Linked DNA regions of Homo sapiens: all the other regions are linked to region 1. Evidence: chromatin loops called from intact Hi-C (ENCODE). Cell type or tissue: HepG2. All regions are shown on one strand. Region 1 holds the start of LOC107986749 (a long non-coding RNA gene). Region 2 has its middle 110 kb from the start of MIR4468. Region 3 has its middle 140 kb from the start of TRIM24. Region 4 has its middle 72 kb from the start of TRIM24.

The links. A loop is a pair of places that touch in the nucleus more often than their neighbours do. Peaks named below come from ENCODE experiments on the same cell type or tissue, not always from the same donor. Only the 100,000 strongest peaks of a DNase experiment are listed, where the experiment ranks them.
Region 2: a loop joins it to region 1, with 2.3 times the contacts of the local background. A loop is called at or near these places in 2 of 110 quality-filtered maps.
Region 3: it touches region 1 in a loop (3-fold over the local background); 2 of 110 quality-filtered maps call a loop at or near these places.
Region 4: a loop joins it to region 1, with 3 times the contacts of the local background. A loop is called at or near these places in 3 of 110 quality-filtered maps.

What each region holds. Positions count from the first base shown.
Region 1 is chr7:138,159,612-138,164,611 of GRCh38, forward strand. LOC107986749 (a long non-coding RNA gene) reads left to right here and starts at 2,162. Exons shown (of 3, transcript XR_001745033.3): 1 at 2,162-2,297; 2 at 3,765-3,891; 3 at 4,633-5,000. RefSeq lists an enhancer at 4,204-5,000. In HepG2, a CTCF peak has its summit at 2,084; a DNase peak (open chromatin) is centred at 2,100.
Region 2 is chr7:138,235,668-138,240,667 of GRCh38, forward strand. No RefSeq gene overlaps it. Among named protein-coding and RNA genes, the nearest start is that of MIR4468, 110 kb to the left of the region's middle. In HepG2, no CTCF peak of the experiment used is centred here; DNase peaks (open chromatin) are centred at 464 and 2,514.
Region 3 is chr7:138,313,608-138,318,607 of GRCh38, forward strand. No RefSeq gene overlaps it. Among named protein-coding and RNA genes, the nearest start is that of TRIM24, 140 kb to the right of the region's middle. In HepG2, no CTCF peak of the experiment used is centred here; DNase peaks (open chromatin) are centred at 714 and 3,104; H3K4me3 peaks cover 472 bases.
Region 4 is chr7:138,386,108-138,391,107 of GRCh38, forward strand. No RefSeq gene overlaps it. Among named protein-coding and RNA genes, the nearest start is that of TRIM24, 72 kb to the right of the region's middle. In HepG2, no CTCF peak of the experiment used is centred here; a DNase peak (open chromatin) is centred at 2,884.

The DNA.
Region 1 (5,000 bases):
AACCTATTCTCAATTGACATAATGCATATTTTAAATTCAAATTTATATATTTACAACTTATCATAAAGTCAGTTAATTAGAATGAGGCTGTTTTGAAGAACACCAAAATTAAAAATGATACTGAATGTTATAGCAATCTCTAGAGCAAATTTATTTATTTATTTATTTATATTTATTTATTTTATTTTTTTGAGATGGAGTTTTGCTCTTGTCACCCAGGCTGGAGTGCGATGGTGTGATCTCGGCTCACTGCAACCTCCGCCTCTCAGGTTCAAGCGAGTCTCCTGCCTCAGACTCCCGAGTAGCTGGGATTACAGGCACCCACCACCACACCCAGCTAAGTTTTGTATTATTAGTAGCGATGGGGTTTCACCATGTTGGCCAGGCTGGTCTCAAACTTCTGACCTCAGGTGATCAGCCCACGTTGGCCTCTCAAAGTGCTGGGATTATGGGTGTGAGTCACCACACCTCGCCTTTTTTTTTTTTTTTTTCTAACCTTTTATTTTTTAGAGACAGTCTTGTTCTGTCACCCAGGCTGGAGTGCAGTGGCACGATCTCAGCTTACTGCAGCCTTGACTTCCTGGGCTCAAGTAACCCTCTCACTTTGGGCCCCAAGTAGCTGGGACTACAAGTGCATGCCACCATGCCTGGCGAATTTTTTCTTTTTTTCTTTTTTTAATTGCACAGTACTAAAAAATTCTGACAATATTCAGGAACAGTTGTAAAGAGTAAAAGCTATTTTATTCTTATATTTAAAACCATTTTATTTACTACGTTGATAATTGTTTCCCCAGCAGTGGTAAAAATGACATCAAAATAACAATTTTGCAAGCTCAGATTATTAATATAAAATCAGTAATCAGGCCGGGCGCGGTGGTTCACGCCTGTAATCCCAGCACTTTGGGAGGCTGAGATGGGCGGAACACCAGGTGAGAGATCGAGACCATCCTGGCCAACATGGTGAAACCCTGTCTCTACTAAAAATACAAAAATTAGTTGGGTGTGGTGGCGCACGCCTGTAGTCCCAGCTACTTGGGAGGCTGAAGCAGGAGAATCGCTTCAACCCGGGAGGTGGAGGTTGCAGTGAGCTGAGATCATACCACTGCACTCCAGCCTGGCAACAGAGTGCGGCTCCGTCTCAAAAAAAAAAAAAAAAAAAATCAGTAATCAGCTTTTTAATAGCTGTAGAAATTGGAGAAAAGGATAACCTGAAATGTTTATCTCAAAGTTGAATCACCAGCAATATCCAACACTAGTTGATATTTTTATCATAAATATAAAAATCAAACATGAAGTTCACAAAACATACAATAAAGGCCAAAATTCTTATATTATCGTAACATAGCATATTGTATATTTAGTCACTACTGTGTAACAACTACCCATTCACTGTGGAATACTCTCAAGGAGTCTCAAATGGGTGTTCAATCTCTACCTTATTATTACAAATTTATAACAGATTTCTTTCCATTTAGCAATTTTATAGAATGTCATATATACATATTTAAATATATATAAATTTACATATTATTTATATATAAGCAAAAAATTGGACACAATTCAACGTTAACATAAGGTCATACCACTGTTATTTGCCATACAGCACTTTTAGAAGAAGACAAAATGTTCTAAAGATCAGAGATGGCTGATAATTGATATATCATGTTCTGCAATCATCGTGCCCAGCATTTTGAGTTAGTTGCTGTTGCAATATTATATGATTTGGATATCATATAGGATTTGGAAATCCTATCAGATTTGGATAACAAATTTGCCCTGAAAAGAGAACAAAAAGAGAACAAAAGAGAACAAAAGATGGATCTTTGAAAATGAATATCCATATAGCAGTGTTTCCATGGAAGAATTAGAATGATTGTTTTAAAAGTATTTCTCTTTCCTTTCCCCAGATGAACCTCTACCTTAAGTAATGAGGGTGTCAGCCCCAAAATCTTCTATAGATGAATAAAACAATGCAAACATTTCTGCACATTCAAACCCAGTACTGATTCGAAAGAGCTATGGCCATAGCTCTATCGCCAATCTAGGACACCCAGACCTGCTTTTTCAGGCTGAGAACACCAGGTGGCATATGGTGGCTGAATCAGAGCCTCGGTTACCATGGCAACCAGCTACCCTTCCAGCTCTGCAGCTGCCATCTTTTATCCAAAGCAGTGTTCTGTGCACGCTGGGGGTTTTGCTTTGAAATGGTGGTGCTGTGTGCTGTTCATTCTTCATACAGTCAGGGTTCCTACTTCTGGGCAGGGAATTCAGGTGCCAGAGATAGATAAATACTTCAGGTCAGTAGCATTCATTTTATTTTCTGTGCATTATTTATTGTGTCAACATAAAGTCATCTGCAAACTGATACTTGAGAGGGCCACACCTTTCACAGCAGGCTTTCTCTAGGGAGGCTAGACTTCACTGAAGGGAAATGAATGATGGAGTGAGTGAGTCCTCTCCTGACCAAGGTTAAGAACAAATATGAGTGCCCAGCTCAGTGCTTGAATTGGTTGTAGGTACAATGACCCTGAGATTTGCCTGTACTCTAAGGGATGTCTGCTAGAAATATCACTGATCTATAGACAGAAGACATCTGTTCACCAACCTATTGGGAGGATGTAGTTGACATAAATAGTACCTTCTCACAAAATTTGTTTTGTGTCTGCCATGCAATAATAAACCAAATATTTATAAATTGGAAACTAGCCATTTCCATTTTTATCAGTCAAAAGTAATAAGATTTTCTAAGTTAATCATCAGGCATTGCCCCTGGTGATTGGCATTATATCACACACCCAGCTGCCAAAAGCCATTTTCTTTGCTACTGGGAAGAAAGCTAAAATGAGTAATGTTATCCAAACTTCCCTAAATTCCAAAAAGGCTTTGGACTTGAAGCGGGACTCATTTATAAACACATCTATTTAAGCCTGGTGTTTTTGCTTGCTGTTACAGGGACTATATCATAAATGTGCATTCTTTAGATGAAAGATCCTTCTCATAGAATGACAATTCTGTTAAAAACCCATTATATTATGTCACATGAAAAATGAAAAATTCACATTGTATATGTAACATAATAATAATGAAGGATGAAAGGGAAGAACTTCTGCTTGGAAAAATGACTGAAAACATACAATGAATATTAAAAACTGTGAGGCTTTGAATGGATTTTTTTTCCTCTTTCCACATTTAAGGGCTTTCTACTTCTTAATCAGAACTTATTACTAGGTCATAAACTTATGAAAACATTGAAACATTGTATTTTAGAATGTGTTTTAATTTTCCTATAGCAATTTCATTGCTTTTCACTTATGTTACAAATGTAAAACATTTAGCATTTTATTAGAATCATTTGAAATCATGAACTTCTCAAACAAAATATTTTAATTCATTTAATTGTTAAATAAATTGCAATATGCTTGCTCTAACAGGAAAAAAACTTTTTCAAAATCTATAAATAAGAAACTACTATTAAAACAGTTTTCATTTGATATTCCCTGTGAATTAAAGTATTATTTAAGGGTATCAGAAAGGAAGTATTACATTTAACTTCCAGTCAAACCCAGTTTCTGGTTATTTTATAAAAATATCTATTAATACGAGGAATTTTATATCTTTATCTATATATAGATATAGATACTGATAGATATATATTCATTGAGAAAGCTGCTTATAATTTGAGAATATTAGTCATGGAGTTTTCACACATTTACTGGTTTCGTACTACCACATGTTTTCCTCCTGCCTCTCTTTTCCATCTTTAGCTTAAAAAAGGGAAAGAAGAGGAGGAGGAGGAGGAAGAGGAGAAGGAGGAGGAGGAAGCAGAGAAGGAGGAGGAGGAGGAGAAAAGGATTTGAAGAAATTGAATCAGTTCTGGAACAGCAGACACAGGTAACCCATGCAAGTTAATCATTTGGGACACTTTATAAATGATTGTCCACCGTTGATTGACAAGAGCCTGTGTCACTGACTGGAAAGGATAGAGGAGGGTCACTGATGAAAGCACCCTGCTCATTCTCCTCCAGGGCTGCTCCACTGTGGTGACCCCAGCATTCAACACCACACTCAGCATAGTGAATTTCTGTGGGACTATTAAGAATTATGGTTCTAGAAACATACTTAATAATATGAAAACATGTTCAAATTATGTCATTATGTGTGAGAAAAATTATGATACTGAGATAGATGACAAACCCTCAATGAGGTTCTCAATGATTAAGAACCATCATCTCTGTCATCAATTAATTAGCTCAAGTGTAAGTATTTTCTGATTTTTTCTTACACATTGCAAATATTTTCTGCCAAATTGTTGTTTGTGTGCATTGGGAAGTGGGATGGGGGGGTTGTAGAGACAGGTGTCTCACTGTGTTGCCCAGGCTGGTCTTGAGCTCCTGGACTGAAGAGATCCTCCTGCTTGGCTTCTCAAAGCGCTGGGATTACAGGTGCAAGCCACTGCACCCAGCCAAACTGTGGCTTTTTAACAACATTTTGTTTGTTTTCTTTTTTTTCCTCTTTTTTTTTCCCTTTTAACAACATTTTTAATGATATCTTTTGTCATTGCTTAATATTTTGCTTTTATCTAATTAAGTTGCTCAATCTTTTCTTTTTCTAACTCTGGGTTTCATGTTGAAGGAATTCAGGACATGCTACCCCAAAATGTGAAAACTTGGCATTTGAGAAGACAGCAGAAGCAGGAAGGTCACGCTCACTACCTCCCCCACAATGCTCTACTCCCCTGAAACAGATCATAAAACCTAGGAAGGATTTCCTGACCATCCCCTCAAGTAGGTCTTATGACCCTCATGTGAGAGGTGCCCTCCCTATACCCAGAAGATAGCAACATCCTCATTTCTGAAGATACAAGGACAAAGAGAAGAGTTTGAACAAACGGCTTCCTAAGTTCTCCCCAGTTTATTAACATTATGTTACAGTCTCACCAACGCACCGCAATGTAGCAGTCTCTCGTTTGAGGTATCACCCTGAGTTCTCGGTCTCACAAC
Region 2 (5,000 bases), 76 kb after region 1:
GCAGTGAGCCCAGATCATGCCACTGCACTCCAACCTGGGCAATAGAGTGAGAATCTGTCTCAAAAAAAGAACACATTACCCAATAAAGTTGATAGAAGAATGTAAATAAGAATATAATTGACCTGAGGTGAGAAATAATTTCATAAACACAATTCAAAAGTATAACCCATAAAGCAAACTATTAATGAATGGAATTATAGCCAGGTCAAGGATTTCTATTCAATGAAAGACCAGGGGAAAAGTTATGAGTAGAGAATATGCAAATATATTTGTGATGTCTATGAGAAGGAAAGGGTTAAGCAGTAAGTCTGCAGTGTCTTCTATTAATGGAAGAAGAGTGGATTACCGCAAAAATAGGCAGACCAGGCCTAATCTCCTGTTGAAAGTGCTAATGACATGCCTCGTAGCTAATGGTATTTGCTAACAGGGGAGTCGAGTCTTTTTCTATGGAATGCTTTTAATAGGAGAAACCTGGTTATTTGTGATTGCTTATGGTAAACAAACCAGGAATCTATCGATTTATGGGCATGGCTCACTGGAAAATATTGTGTGATGGTGACCACCATCTGAGTGGAAATTGGAGATGTGTCATGACATTGATGAATAAATATTGATTTATGCTATTTCTTTTTTTTTTTTTTTTTTTTTTGAGATGGAGTCTCACTCTGTTGCCCAGGCTGGAGTGCAGTGGCGTGATCTCAGCTCACTGCAAGCTCCGCCTCCCGGGTTCATGCCATTCTCCTGCCTCAAGCTCCCGAGTAGCTGGGACTACAGGCGCCCGCCACCACGCCCAGCTAATTTTTTGTATTTTTAGTAGAGACGGGGTTTCACCATGTTAGCCAGGATAGTCTCGATCTCCTGACCTTGTGATCCACCCGCCTCAGCCTCCCAAAGTGCTGGGATTACAGGTGTGAGTGATTTATGCTATTTCTGATGAATTTAGCTGGATCACTTGGTTAAGTGGGTGTTTGCCAAGTTTCTCCACTGTAGAGTTACTATCTTTCCCTTGAAATTAATAAGTATCTTATAAAGAGATACTTTGAGACTGTAAATATCCTATTTGTCATCGAATTTTCACTCATTGGATATAGTATCCATTAATGATTGTTCCCTACAACAGTTATTCTGTGGTGGTTGCCAAATGTTGATTTTTTAATTGAGTCATGTGTTCTACATGTATTCGTTGATATTTTTAGGTGAGAAAGACCTTTCCCTTTTCCCCCATTTATTTATTTCTTTGTTTGTTTGTTTGTATCAGCAGGAACTCATAGATTTTTACTTTATTCCTTGGGTTATATTAGGTAGGTGCAAAAGTTATTGTGGTTTTTGCCATTAAAAGTAATTACTTTTGGCCAGGCGTGGTGGCTCACGCCTGTAATCCCAGCACTTTGGGAGGCTGAGGCAGGCAGATCACCTGAGGTCAGGAGTTCAAGACCAGCCTGACCAACATGGAGAAACCCCGTGTCTACTAAAAATACAAAAATTAGCCGGGCATGGTGGCAGGTGCCTGTAATCTCAGCTACTCAGGAGGCTGAGGCAGGAGAATCGATTGAACCCGGGAGGTAGAGGTTGCAGTGAGCCGAGATCATACCACTGTACTCCAGCCTGGTGACAGAGGGAGACTCCATCTCAAAAACAAAAACATACAAACAAACAAAATTAGTCGGGCATGGTGGTGGGCACATGTAATCCCAGCTATTTGGGAGGCTGAGGCAGGAGACTCACTTGAACCTGGGAGGAGGAGGTTGCAGTAATAAACATAATATGGGAACACAGTTCTTTAAAAGAAAAATTTATCAAGTAAATTTTAAACCTTAGATAAAATGGACAATATTTTTTCCATCAGTTATTGGGGCACAGATAGTATTTGGTTACATGAGTAAATTTTTTAGTGGTGATTTGTGAGGTTTTGGTGCACCCATCACCTGAGCAGTATACACTGCACCATATTTGTAGTATTTTATTCCTCGCCCCCCTCTCACTCTTCCCCTCAAGTCCCCAAAGTCCATTGTATCATTCTTATGCCTTTGCATCCTTATAGCTTAGCTACCACATATCTTTTTAAAAAGTACACCTTACCAAATTTGATTTTTTTCAAAATCTGACTGAACTAATAAACACTAAAGAAATTTAAAAGATAGTCAATAATTCCCTTTCTTGCTCCAAAGGACACTTTTTCAAGATGTTAAAATATAGGTTTTATCAAGCCTCCAGCAAATGCATAATCCCTATTTCACATAAAATATTTCAGAGAATAAAAGGAGGAAAAGCCACCAAATTCAATTTACCTTGATGTCAAATAGAACAAAAACAATATAACCTTACTTACGAACATACATCCAAAATGCTACATTTTAGAAATAACAAATCAAATTCTATAGTACAGTCGATCCTCATTATCGGCAGATTCTGTATCTGTGAGTTTGCCTACTTGCTAAATGTTTTTGTAACGCCAATATCAATACTCACAGCACTTTCACAGTTATTTACAGACACACACAGAGTTGCGAAAACTTTGAGTTACCCAACTCACACATTCCTAGCTGAAGTCAAAAATGGTGGCACTCTCCTTTCTTGTTCCAGCACCTATTCAGTAAAAGGTGTCCTTTTTGCAGCCTATTTAGTGCCATATTTTTCACAATTTTGTGCTTATTGTTGGTAATTTACTGTTTGAAATGGTCCCCAAGTGTAGGACTGAAGTACTGTGTACTGCTCCTAAGCACAAAAAGGCTGTAATGTGACCTATAGAGAAAATATGTGCATTAGGTCAGCTTTGTACAGGCATGTGTTATATAGTGGTACTGGCCATGAGCTGCATGCTAATGAATCAACTATATAAAATAAGGTGGCTTTATTTATTTATTTATTTTTTGAGATGGAGTCTCACTCTGTTGCCCAGGCTAGAGCGCAGTGGCGCGATCTCAGCTCACTGCTACCTCCGCCTCTCAGGTTCAAGCGAATCTCGTGCCTCTGCCTCGCGAGTAGCTGGGACTACAGGTGTGCACCAACACGTCCTGCTAATTTTTGTATTTTCAGTAGAGACAGGATTTTACTATGTTGGCAAGGCTGGTCTCAAACTCCTGACCTCAAACGGTCTGCCCACCTTGGCCTCCCAAAGTGCTTACAGGCTTCAGCCACCATGCCTGGTCAAAATAAGGTGTCTTTAGACAGAAAACCCAAATAAAACAAGGTTATATATTAATTGGTTGACTAAGATGTTGTGAACAGAGGCTTTCAGGAACCTAACTGTGTATTTCCTCTGGGAGCAATAGTTCAGTATTTGCTGATTCAGTATTCAAAGCAGCATAACTGCTGTGAATAATGAGAATTGACTGTATGTGTAGTACAAATGTGTGTGTGAGTGCATACAGAATATATCATAGTCAAGTAAAGGTTCTCTCATGGATGCAAGGATAGTCAACATAAAACTTTCAACATAATTACCATGTTAATGTAGTTGCCCAATAGGTCCTCCCTGCTTGCTTAGCAATCAAAATCAATTCACTGAGACTGTGGCATTACATTAAAGAAAGAGCTTAATTGACTTGAGATGGGCCTTGTGGGAGATGGAGATATTAATTAAATCTCTGAGATCCTGGAGGCTAGGGGTTTTATGGGCAATTGGTAGGCAGGGGCTCTAGGGAATGGTTGCTGCTGATTGGTTGGAGATGAAATCATGAGTATGGAAACTATCCTCCCATGCTAAACCAGCCTCTGGGTGGGGCCACAGAACGAGCTGAGTCAGGAGTCAGGAGTCTGGGTGTGGTATGTCAGTTGCTAGAATGCAAGTCTAAAAAAAATCTCAAAAGATCAATCTTAAGTTTCACAATAGTGATGTTATTACAGGAGCAATTGAGAAAGCCACAAATCTTGTGACCTCTGGCCACATGACTCCCGATTAGTTATAGAAGCTACTCTTAAATTTTAGCAGAGTTCAGACCTCTCCCATAATCCTAATGTTGTGGCCTTTCATTAGTCTTACAAAGTCAGGTTTCCATTCTTGAGCAAGGAGGGACTTAGTTTTAGGGAGGGACTATTACCATCCTTGCTTTCAAGTTAAACCATGGGCAGGGCATGGTGGCTCATGCCTGTAATTCCAGCACTTTGGGAGGCCGAGGCAGGCAGATCACTTGAGGTCAGGAGTTCAAGACCAGCCTGGCCAACATGGCGAAACCCTGTCTCTACTAAAGATACAAAAAATTAGCCAGGTGTGGTGGTGTGCGCCTGTAGTCCCTACTATTCGGTAAAGTGAGACAATAGAATTGCTTGAACCCAGGAGGCAGAGGTTTCAGTGAGCTGAGATTGCACCACTGCACTCCAGCCTGGGTGACAGGACAAGACCCTGTCTCCAAAAAAAAAAAAAAAAAAGAAAAAAAAAAGTTAAAACATAAATTAAATTCCTCACATGGTTACCTTGGTCCATATCAAGGAATGAGCAATGACAGCCAGCCTGTGCGGCCAGAAGGAAGATGGAGTCAGCCACGCTAGACTTCTCTCACTGTCATCATTTTTGCAAAGGCAGTTTCATTAACTGATTTTAGAAAGAGAAAATCAATGTAATCTTCTCAATAGACTGAGATAAAAGCACTCAGTAAAACTCAATATTCACTTACGATAAATGTTCTCAGCCAAGTAGGAATAAAAGACATCTTTAAACTCATCAATGGTTTGAAAAATTTATATAAAAATAAAATTTCATTACTAAATAATAAAAAAAGATAATATCCAAAGTTATGATGGAACCATATAAATGAAGACAGGACAATATAGGAACCAATAAACACACCCAACCACATATGAGACTTTAATGTGCTAGAGAGATGTCAACACAAACCACTAGAAAAATAATGGACAAGTCAATAAATGGTGCTGAGTCAACTGGATTACCGTATGAGAACCATAACAATAAGAAATCTATTTCTATTTCATGTGATGGGGAGGAGAAAATACCAGGAGGATTACAAACTTCATTGCAAAAATAATTATTTAAAACTTCAAAG
Region 3 (5,000 bases), 150 kb after region 1:
GATCACCTGAGGTCAGGAGTTTGAGACCACCCTGGCCAACATGGTGAAACCCCGTCTCTACTAAAAATACAAAAATTAGCCGGGCGTGGTGGCGCATGCCTGTAATCCCAGCTACTCAGGAGGCTGAGGCAGGAGAGTCGCTTGAACCTGGGAGGCGGAGGTTGCAGTGACCCGAGATCACACCACTGCATTCCAGCCTTGGCAACAGAGTGAGCCTCCAACTAAAAAATAAAAATAAACTATAAACTATAAACTAAGTTCCTCTCAAAGTTAGTTCAGCCTGTGCCCAGGAAGGAACAAGGACAGCTTAAAGGTTAGAAGCAGGGTGGAGTCAGTTCGGTTAGATCTCTTTCACTGTCTCAGTCACAATTTTGCAAAAGCAATTTCATTATATTGCCCAGTCTGGTCTCAAACTCCCAGGCTCAAGTGATCCTCCTGCTTCAGCCTCCTAAAGTGCCGGGATTCCAGGCATGAGCCACTGCACCCAGCTCTCTCCCCACACTGACTACCTTCTTGGTGAACAGAAATCTTAGAGATAACTTCTGTTGCCCTGGCAGAATTTTCCCCTTTGAGAGTGGCCTTGAGGCTAAGTTGCCTGAGATCAGACAGACGACCTCTGACCTTTTGTCCAGCCTCAAGGCCCAACCCAATACTTTCTTTTACTTTCATTTTAGCTAGTACAGATAACAACCAAGGGATTGTGTGTTCATCATTCTTCTGATTATTTTGCATTTCCATACATATCCAATGGGCCAACTCCTGAGGAGTTAGGTCTACCATAATCTCTAAATTCCACTGGTAAATTTGACCTTTAGTTACTGAACCCAGTGCAGCTGCAGTTTCATACTATGGGTGACTAGGGCACCACCCAGAGATCAAATATTCCTCTCCCCCCACGCTTTTATCCTTTATCTTTCCAAACCACAAGTTTCCACGAGCCAGGTCTGTTCCAGCAAATGCTGCTTTACTGATACCAATTCTGAGTAGAAAAACAAAAAAAAAAAAAAAACAAGCTAAGGCCAGGGATGGTGGCTCACACCTATAATCCCAAAGCTTTGGGAGGCCAATGTGGGACGATTGCTTGAGCCTAGAAGTTCCGAGACCAGCCTGGACAACATAGCAAGACCACTTCTTTATTAAAAATTAAAGACAATTAGCCAGACATGGTGGCACATGCCTGTAGTCCCAGCTACTCGGGAGGCTGAGGCAGGAGGATCACTTGAGCCCCAGAGGCTGCACTGTGCTGTGATCATGGCACTGCAGTCCAGCCTGAGCAACAGAATGAGATCGTCTCAAAAACTAAAAAAACACGCATTGTTTTTTTCACCATTCTTGCACCCCAACAACCAGCACAGAAGACTTCTATAACCAAATATGTGGGTTTTTCCCCACACCAGCAAGCAATCATTTCTGCAGTAGACACCAGCTGGGTGCCCTTCAATTCAGTCCAATTCTGACACTCTCTACCTGGAGATGGAGTGAGGGCTCAGTCCCACAAGACCGCCCTCCTACTTCCAATGCCAGTTGCAAGCACAGATAGTGGCCTGTGCTTCTCACTCACTGGCTATAAACTGGGATTCCCATGCTCCCCTCCTGGGGCTCCATTAGTTTTCTGGAATGGCTCACAGAACTCAAGGAAATATTTATTTACATTTGCAAGTTTATTTTAAAGGATATTGACATGGAAACAGATGGAGAAGTGCACAGAGCAGAGTAGAGGGGAAGAGGTTCCAAGCTTCCATGCCATCTCCAGGTGCACCACCCTCCAAGAACCTCCAGGTGTGCAGCTATCTGGAAGCTCCTAGAAATTGAAATTTTTTTTCTTTGAGACCGAATCTCGCTCTGTCATCCAGGCTAGAGTGCAGAGGCATGATCCAGGCTCACTACAATCTCTGCTTCCCGGGTTCAAGCAATTCTCCTGCCTCAGCCTCCCCAGTAGCTGGAACTACAAGCATGCTCCACCACACCCAGCTAATTTTTGTATGTTTTAGTAGAGACGGGGTATCACCACGTTGGTCAGGCTGGTCTCGAACTCCTGATCTCAAGTGATCTGCCCACCTTGGCCTCCCAAAGTGCTGGGATCACAGGTGTCAGCCACTGCACCCAGCCAGAAATTGACATTTTTGATGGAAACTAAAGATCAGGCTTCTAGATAAAGGAATAAAATAAAAGGATCTTAATCTTCTGACAACATGTTAGAGAAACTGACAAGAAGATTTATAAGAAGATAAGATAATATCTTCAATAAAAAGTCAATGTGAGCTTTTGGTGCCCTTGAAGGTAACTTTTATGCAAAAAAAGATTATTTCAGGGGTCACTTTTGTTTTACAATTCAGTATTTATTTTAGCAAGGTTAAAAATTTGAAAACTTTGTTCTTTCTTAGATATAAATTAAATTTGTAAATCTTATGCTATTCATAAATTCAAAAACTTAACAATTACTTAAGGATTTTTTTATGCAATTAATATTGTAATAATCTTAACTATCACCATAAGTCAATATACTACAATTTCTTTTTTAAGCATTTCAATTGTCTAATAAAAACCAATTTTCCCAAGCACTTCTATAATTTATAAATCTAATGTGTTAAATTTTTACATGTGTGGAATGTGAATCTTAAATTACATTCAATATAATGAGCAGAAGTTACTCAATTACACTTAAAAAAAATAGAGACAGGCAGGTCTCGAAACTCCTGGGTTCACTATGTTTCCCAAGCTGGTCTTGAACTCCTGGGCTCAAGGATTCCTCCCACCTCAGCCTCCCAAAGTGCTAGGATTACAGAGATGAGCCACCCTGCCTGGCCTCAGTTACACATTTTAAATTATAATCCCAAGGCTGTGTGGAAATAAAGAAAGCATTAAAGTTGTTGGAACTCAAAATGCTTTAAGTCTTGAAAGAGATGGGACTGTGATCTGAGTTGGGTAGCATGTAGTTGCAACTTCTGTTTCTCAGATTATATATTAACTCTCTCTCTCCTTGTTCTGTAAATGACTAGGAGAGACAAGAGACCAGACCTATTCTCCTAATCACTGACCTTTGTTATAGATTAACCTCCTCCTTTTCTGTTCTGAGTTTTGTTAACTCAGACCAGATGGCGCAAAAGACCCCATGACTATTACATCTTCAGTATGGAACGTTAAATATACTTTTCCTGAAAGAAAAATATCACCTCAACCAATGAGATCATTGTAACTATGCATTAAGCCTTATATAGAAAGATGTTGAAATTCCGTTAAACTTCCCTTGTCTATATAAACAACCCTAGACATCTATGCTTCTGAACACATACTTCCATTCTTTGGAATCTGTACTTCCAGGGCAGCTATCCCACAAGGTTTGTGCTTGAATAAACTCTACAATTAATCATATTTTCTGAATTTTGTTATTTAACGTGGACAGCTGATATGTCCAGTTACCTTCTAAAATGCCAAATAAACATGCATAGGTTATTTCTAAATTTGATGCCAAAATATTAATTGTATTGGTTTGACTTACTTGCTTCTCTCTGTATTTAATTCTAAGTCTTCATGGTATTAAGTCAGCACACACTAATAAGACACATTTGGTGTTAACTTCTTCGTTGGATTTTGTGTTAACTTCTTGGTTGGCTAACTATGTATATCAATCATGGATTTAATTGAACATGAGATGCAGAGCTGCAAACACTAGGGCAAATTTTTGCACAATATAGAATGCAGTATTGAGTCCTTTTCTATAGTCTTTGAATCAGTAGTCTTAAATGCATGTCATTTAGACGGGGTAATGTCACAACCCAGTGTTGTGGGACTTTTTCCTTAGTTCAGCTAAGAGCCAGGTCCTTACCACACGGCCATGAAAAATTAGCCTCGCAGATGATTTTAAGGGTGAGAATAATGGGATTTATTGGGAAAAAACCCTCTCTCACCACTCCTATTCAACATAGTTTTGGAAGTTCTGGCCAGAGCAATCAGACAAGAGAAAGAAATAAAGCGCATTCAAGTAGGAAGAGAGGAAGTCAAATTGCCTCTTTTTGCAGATGACATAATTCTATATTTAGAAAACCCCATCATCTCATCCCAAAAACTCCTTAAGCTAATAAGCAACTTCAGCAAAGTCTCAGGATACAAAATCAATGTGCAAAAATCACAAGCATTCGTATACACTAACAGTAGACAAGCAGAGAGCCAAATCATCAATGAACTCCCATTCACAATTTGCTACAAAGAGAATAAGATACCTAGGAATACAGATAATAAGGGACGTGAAGGACCTCTCCAAGGAGAACTACAAACCACTGCTCAAGGAAATAAGAGAGGACACAGATGGAAAAACATTCCAGCCTTGTGGATAGGAAGAATCAATACCTTGAAAATGGTCATACTGCCCAAAGTAATTTAGAGATTCAATGCTATTCTCATTAAACTACCATTGACATTCTTCACAGAATTAGAAAAAAACACTTTAAATTTCATATGGAACCAAAAAAAGAGCCCATATAGCTAAGACAATCCTAAGCAAAAAGAACAAAGCTGGAGACATCATGCTATCTGACTTCAAACTATACTATGAGGCTACAGTAACCAAAACAGCATGGTACTGGTACCAAAACAGACATATAGACCAATGAACAAAATAGAGACCTCAGAAATAAGACCACAGACCTACAACCATCTGATCTTCAACAAACCGGACAAAAACAAGCAATGGGGAAAGGATTCCCCATTTAATAAATGGTGCTGGGAAAACTGGCTAGCCATATGCAGGAAACTAAAACTGGACCCCTTCCTTACACATTATACAAAGATTAACTCAAGATGGATTAAAGAGTTAAATGTAAAACCCAAAACTATAGAAACCCTAGAAGAAAACCTAGGCAATACCATTCAGGACATAGGCATAGACAAAGGCTTCATGATGAAAATGCCAAAAGCAATTGCAACAAAAGCCAAAAATTCTACAACTATCTGATCTTTGACAAACCTGAGAAAAACAAGAAATGGGGAAAGGATTCCCTATT
Region 4 (5,000 bases), 230 kb after region 1:
AAAGAAATGAGGTCTCACTATGTTGCTGAGGCTGGTCTCAAACTCCTGGGCTCAAGTGATCCTCCTGGGATTTCAGGTATGAGCCACAGCCCCTGGCCTACTGTTCCCAATTACTTATTTATTTATTTATTCATTCATTTTGAGACAGAGTTTTGCTCTGTTGCCCAGCCCAGAGTGCAGTGGTGTGATCTTGGCTCACTGTAACCTCTACCTCCCAGGTTCAAGCGATTCTCCTGCCTCAGCCTCCAAAGTAGCTGGGATTATAGGCGCCTGCTACCACGCCCAGCTAATTTTGTGTTTTCAGTTTCACCATGTTGGCCAGGCTGGTCTCGAACTCCTGACCTCAAGTGACCTGCTTGCCTCAACCTCCCAAAGTGCTGGGATTACAGGCGTGAGCCACCATGCTTGGCCTCAATATTGGTCTCAATATTGTTTAGCAGAGAGAAGGGTGTACGCTTCACCTTAGAATTATTTAGCTCTGGGACAGGAAGTATGTTTGGTCCCAGAATTGTTTAACTTGGGGAAAAGAAAATATGCCTGCTCCCAGTACTGTTTAATAAAGGGACAGGGAAAAACTTAGAATGCAATTCTCACATCAAAAGGCTCAAATGCTCCTTTAAAAAAAAAAAAGTATGTTTCTGTCATTTATTTTTACAGAGAAAAAAAAGAAAAAGTAATTATAAAAATAAAATAACAAAACAGCCTTAACTATCCTTCATATTATAGAGTCCTAGGATAAAGTTTACATACTCGCAGCTCAGGTTCTATCTAAAGCACTTTAACTGTGGTGATGTGAGATAATGTACCTTCTTTTGGGATTTCACACCAATGATGTAATCCATGAGCTAAATTTTTTCAAATGAATAAAGAAATATTCTTCATATTTAAAATATTTCTTACAATATTGCACTGCATACTTTCTGGTATTTTTGACCAGCCAGAGGGATGATATTCAACATATTTTAATAAGCAGCAGTGCATAGGTGTTGAACAAGCAGAATGTGAATGGGATGTAACAAAACCAGTTTTTTTTTTGTTTCTTTTTTTGTTTTTTTTTTTTTGAGATAGAGTCTCGCTCTGTCACCCAGGCTGCAGTATAGTGGCACGATCTCGGCTCACTGCAACCTCCGCCTCCCGGGTTCATGCCATTCTCCTGCCTCAGCCTCCCGAGGAGCTGGGACTACAGGCACCCACCACCACGCCCAGCTAATTTTTTTTTTTTTTTGTATTTTTAGTAGAGACGGGGTTTCATCGTGTTAGCCAGGATGGTCTCAATCTCCTGACTTCGTGATCCACCCACCTCAGGCTTCCAAAGTGCTGGGATTACAAAACCAGTTTTAATATACTAACATACACCAGAAAAATACCAACCTAGCTATTGCACAAGCAGACATCAAATCCACAAATCGATGAGAAAGAAGACTTCACCACCCACTACAGAATCGTAGTGAGCTTAACACAACATAAATTTATTCCTCATTAATGTTACACGTCTTTTTTTTTTTTTCCAATTTTATTTACTTTTTTTGAGACAGAGTCTCACTCTGGCAGGATCTGGGTTTGCTGCAACCTCCGCCTTCTGGGTTCACGCAATTCTCCTGCCTCAGACTCCCAAGTAGCTGGGACTACAGATGTGTACCACCACGCCCAGCTAATTTTTGTATTTTCAGTAGAAACGGGGTTTCACCATGTTGGCCAAGTTGGTCTCGAACTCCTGACCTCAGGGGATCTGACTGCCTCAGCCTCCCAAAGTGCTGGGATTATAGGCATGAGCCACCACACCCAGCCACTGATGTTACACTTCTACTGAGAGTTTATGGGGCTCTGCTGTGTCACTCAGAACCCACAATGATAGAGCAGTCATTACCTGGAATAATGCCAATCACTGTGCAAAAATGAAACAAAGCCATTGAGGTTCTCACATTAGCAATTATGGGTCACTTCTGCTCACAACTCATTTGTCAGAACTAGTAGCTAGACCCCACACAATCACAAGGGGCCAGCAAGCACAATTTTATATGCTCAAAAGGGGTTAACAAAACATATACTGAATGGCAGTAGTAACTACCACAGGATACCTATCATTGTCTGATGGGTTCTTCCTGCCTGCTGCACAGACAAAATCAATTCACTGATACAACTGCAGTATTGCAGTAAAGAAAGAATGTAATTAATGCAAGGTCAGCCAAACCGTAGGATGGGAGTTTTATTATTACTCAAATCAGCCTCCTGGAGAACTCAGAGGCTAGGGTTTTTATGGATAATTTGGCAGGCAGAGAGCTAGGGAATGGGTGCTGCTGATAGGTTGGAGATGAAATTATATAGGTGTGAGGCCGGGCGCAGTGGCTCACGCTTGTAATCCAGCACTTTGAGAGGCCGAGGCAGGCGGATCATGAGGTCAGGAGTTCAAGACCAGCCTGGCCAACATGGTGAAACCCTGTCTCTACTAAAAATACAAAAATTAGCTGGGCATGGCAATGGTTGCCTGTAATCCCAGCTACTCAGGAGGCTGAGGCAGGAGAATCGCTTGAACCCAGGAGGCGGAGGTTGCAGTGAGCCGAGATCGAGCCACTGCACTCCAGCCTGGGCAACTGAGCTAGACTCCATCTCAAAAAAAAAAAAAAGAAATTATGCAGGTGTGGAAGAAGTCCTTGTGAGCTGAGTCCATCATGAGTCATGGGTCTAGGTGGGGTTAGTCAGTGGCCAGAATGCAAAAGTCTGAATAACATTTCAAAAGACCAATCTTAGGTTATCCAATCCTGATGTTATCTACAGGAGCAATTGGGCAAGTCACAAATCTTGTGACCTCCAGCCCTATGACTCCTGAGCTAGTAAAAGATTATAGAAACTATGCCTATCTTATCAGAATTCAGGCCCCTCTCATAATCCTAATCTTGTGGCCTTTCATTAGTTTTACAAAGGCAGTTTGATTTTGGGAAGAGCTGTTAAAGCAAAGATGTTTGCTTTAAGGTTAAACTATAAACTAAATTCCTCCCAAAGTTAGCTTGGCCTATACCCAAAAATGATCAAAGACAGCTTGGAGGTCAGAAGCAAAATGGAGTCAACTGGGTCAGATGTCTTGCTGTCATAATCTTGCAAAGGCAGTTTCAGCATCACTGCCAATCATTTAGGCTAGAAAAGGGAGTTTGAGAATTCAGTGTCTTATCTGTGTAGTTTTATTTATCTGCTTCTCCTTATACGGGAGTGGGGGTCCAGGGAGGAAAGGTAGTAATGATTGACTTTGCTATTAGAATTTTTGAATAAAAAGAACAGACCTCAATCTCAAGGAGGGTTGAGGAAAAAGTGCAGTCAACTTGGGATAATGGATTAATATTAAGTTTAAAAATACTATTGAAAAATCTTTGTGACACTTTATACTTCCATGAATTCTAAATGTTTTTTGCACCATTTTCTCCAATGAACCAATTAATATAGTGCTTGGCAAGGGAGTAGCATCAATCTGGGCTGGGCGTGGTGGCTCAAGCCTATAATCCCAGCACTTTGGGAGGCCAAGCCGGGTGGATCACCTGAGGCTGGGAGTTTGAGACTAGCCTGACCAACATGGAGAAACCCCATCTCTAATAAAAATACAAAAAAATCAGCCGGGTGTGGTGGTGCATGCCTGTAATCCCAGCTACTCGGGAGGCTGAGGCAGGAGAATCGCTTGAACCCAGAAGGCGGAGGTTGTGGTGAGCTGAGATTGTGCCATTGCACTCCAGCCTGGGCAACAAGAGTGAAACCCCGTCTCAAAAAAAAAAAAAAAAGAATCAATCTGTTCTTTGGTCAAGAATTCCTTCTCAACAAAGAGTGCAAGGAAGGCATATCAGGCACAGAAAAGCATTATTTAATATCAATGAGTCAGTCCGGGCATAGTGGCTCATTTCCCTGTAACCCCAGCACTTTGGGAGGCCAAGGTGGGTGGATCACTTGAGGTCAGGAGTTTGAGATCAGCCTGGCCAACATGGTGAAACCCTGTCTCCACTAAAAATACAAAAATTAGCTGGGCGCAGTGATATGCGCCTGTAGTCCTAGCTACTCGGGAGGCCGAGGCAGGAGAATCGCTTGGACCCAGGACCGGAGTTTGCTGAGCTGAGATTGCGCCACTGCACTCCAGCTGGGGCGACAGAGTGAGACTCGGTCTCAAAAAAAAAAAAAAAAAAAAAAAATCCATGAGTCAATGAATGGAATAGAACTAATAACTCATACTGGGCTGGTTAGAATAGAAGACCCTGTAGGAAATAAAGGCAAGAGAAAGTTAGATTGATTGAGATCAGTCACCAGGGAGCGTCACCAGTGCCTTCCTTTCTTGTGTATAACATTTTATTCTAGGCCCCTTTCACCTTCTCCTGGGATTATCACAAAATATTTCTAGACATTGCATTTGCCTCCAATCTGCTTCTTTAAATGTTTTCTAATTATTAGGGCAATGTGTTCCTCAAATGTCACTTTCATTATATGAATCTGCAATTGTAATCTATGTTCATCCCTTCAGTCTCTTGAAGGCCCTATCCATTTAGCCTCATATTATCATTTACTTGGAATTTTACAGGTTAGTTAAGGCTATTATGAGGGATAATATTCACAAGTATTTTCTGAAAGTAGAAATAGGCTGGATACAGTGGCTCATGTCTATAACCCCAGCATTTTGAAAGGCAAAGGCAGAAGGATCGATTGAGGCCGTGAGTTCAAGACCAGCCTGGGCAGCATAGCGCCAGGCGCAGTGGCTCACGCCTGTATTCCCAGCACTTTGGGAGGCTGAAGTGGGTGGATCACTTGAGGTCAGGAGTTCGAGATCAGCCTGGCCAATATGGCAAAACACCGTCTCTACTAAAAACACAAAAATTACCTAGCTGTGGTGGTGCATGCCTGTAATGCTAGCTACTGGGGAGGCTGAGGCACGAGAATAGCTTGAACCTGGGAGGTGGAGGTTGCAGTGGGCCGAGATCACACCACTGCACTCCAGCCTAGGCAACAAAGCAAGACTATGTTTCAAAAAAAAA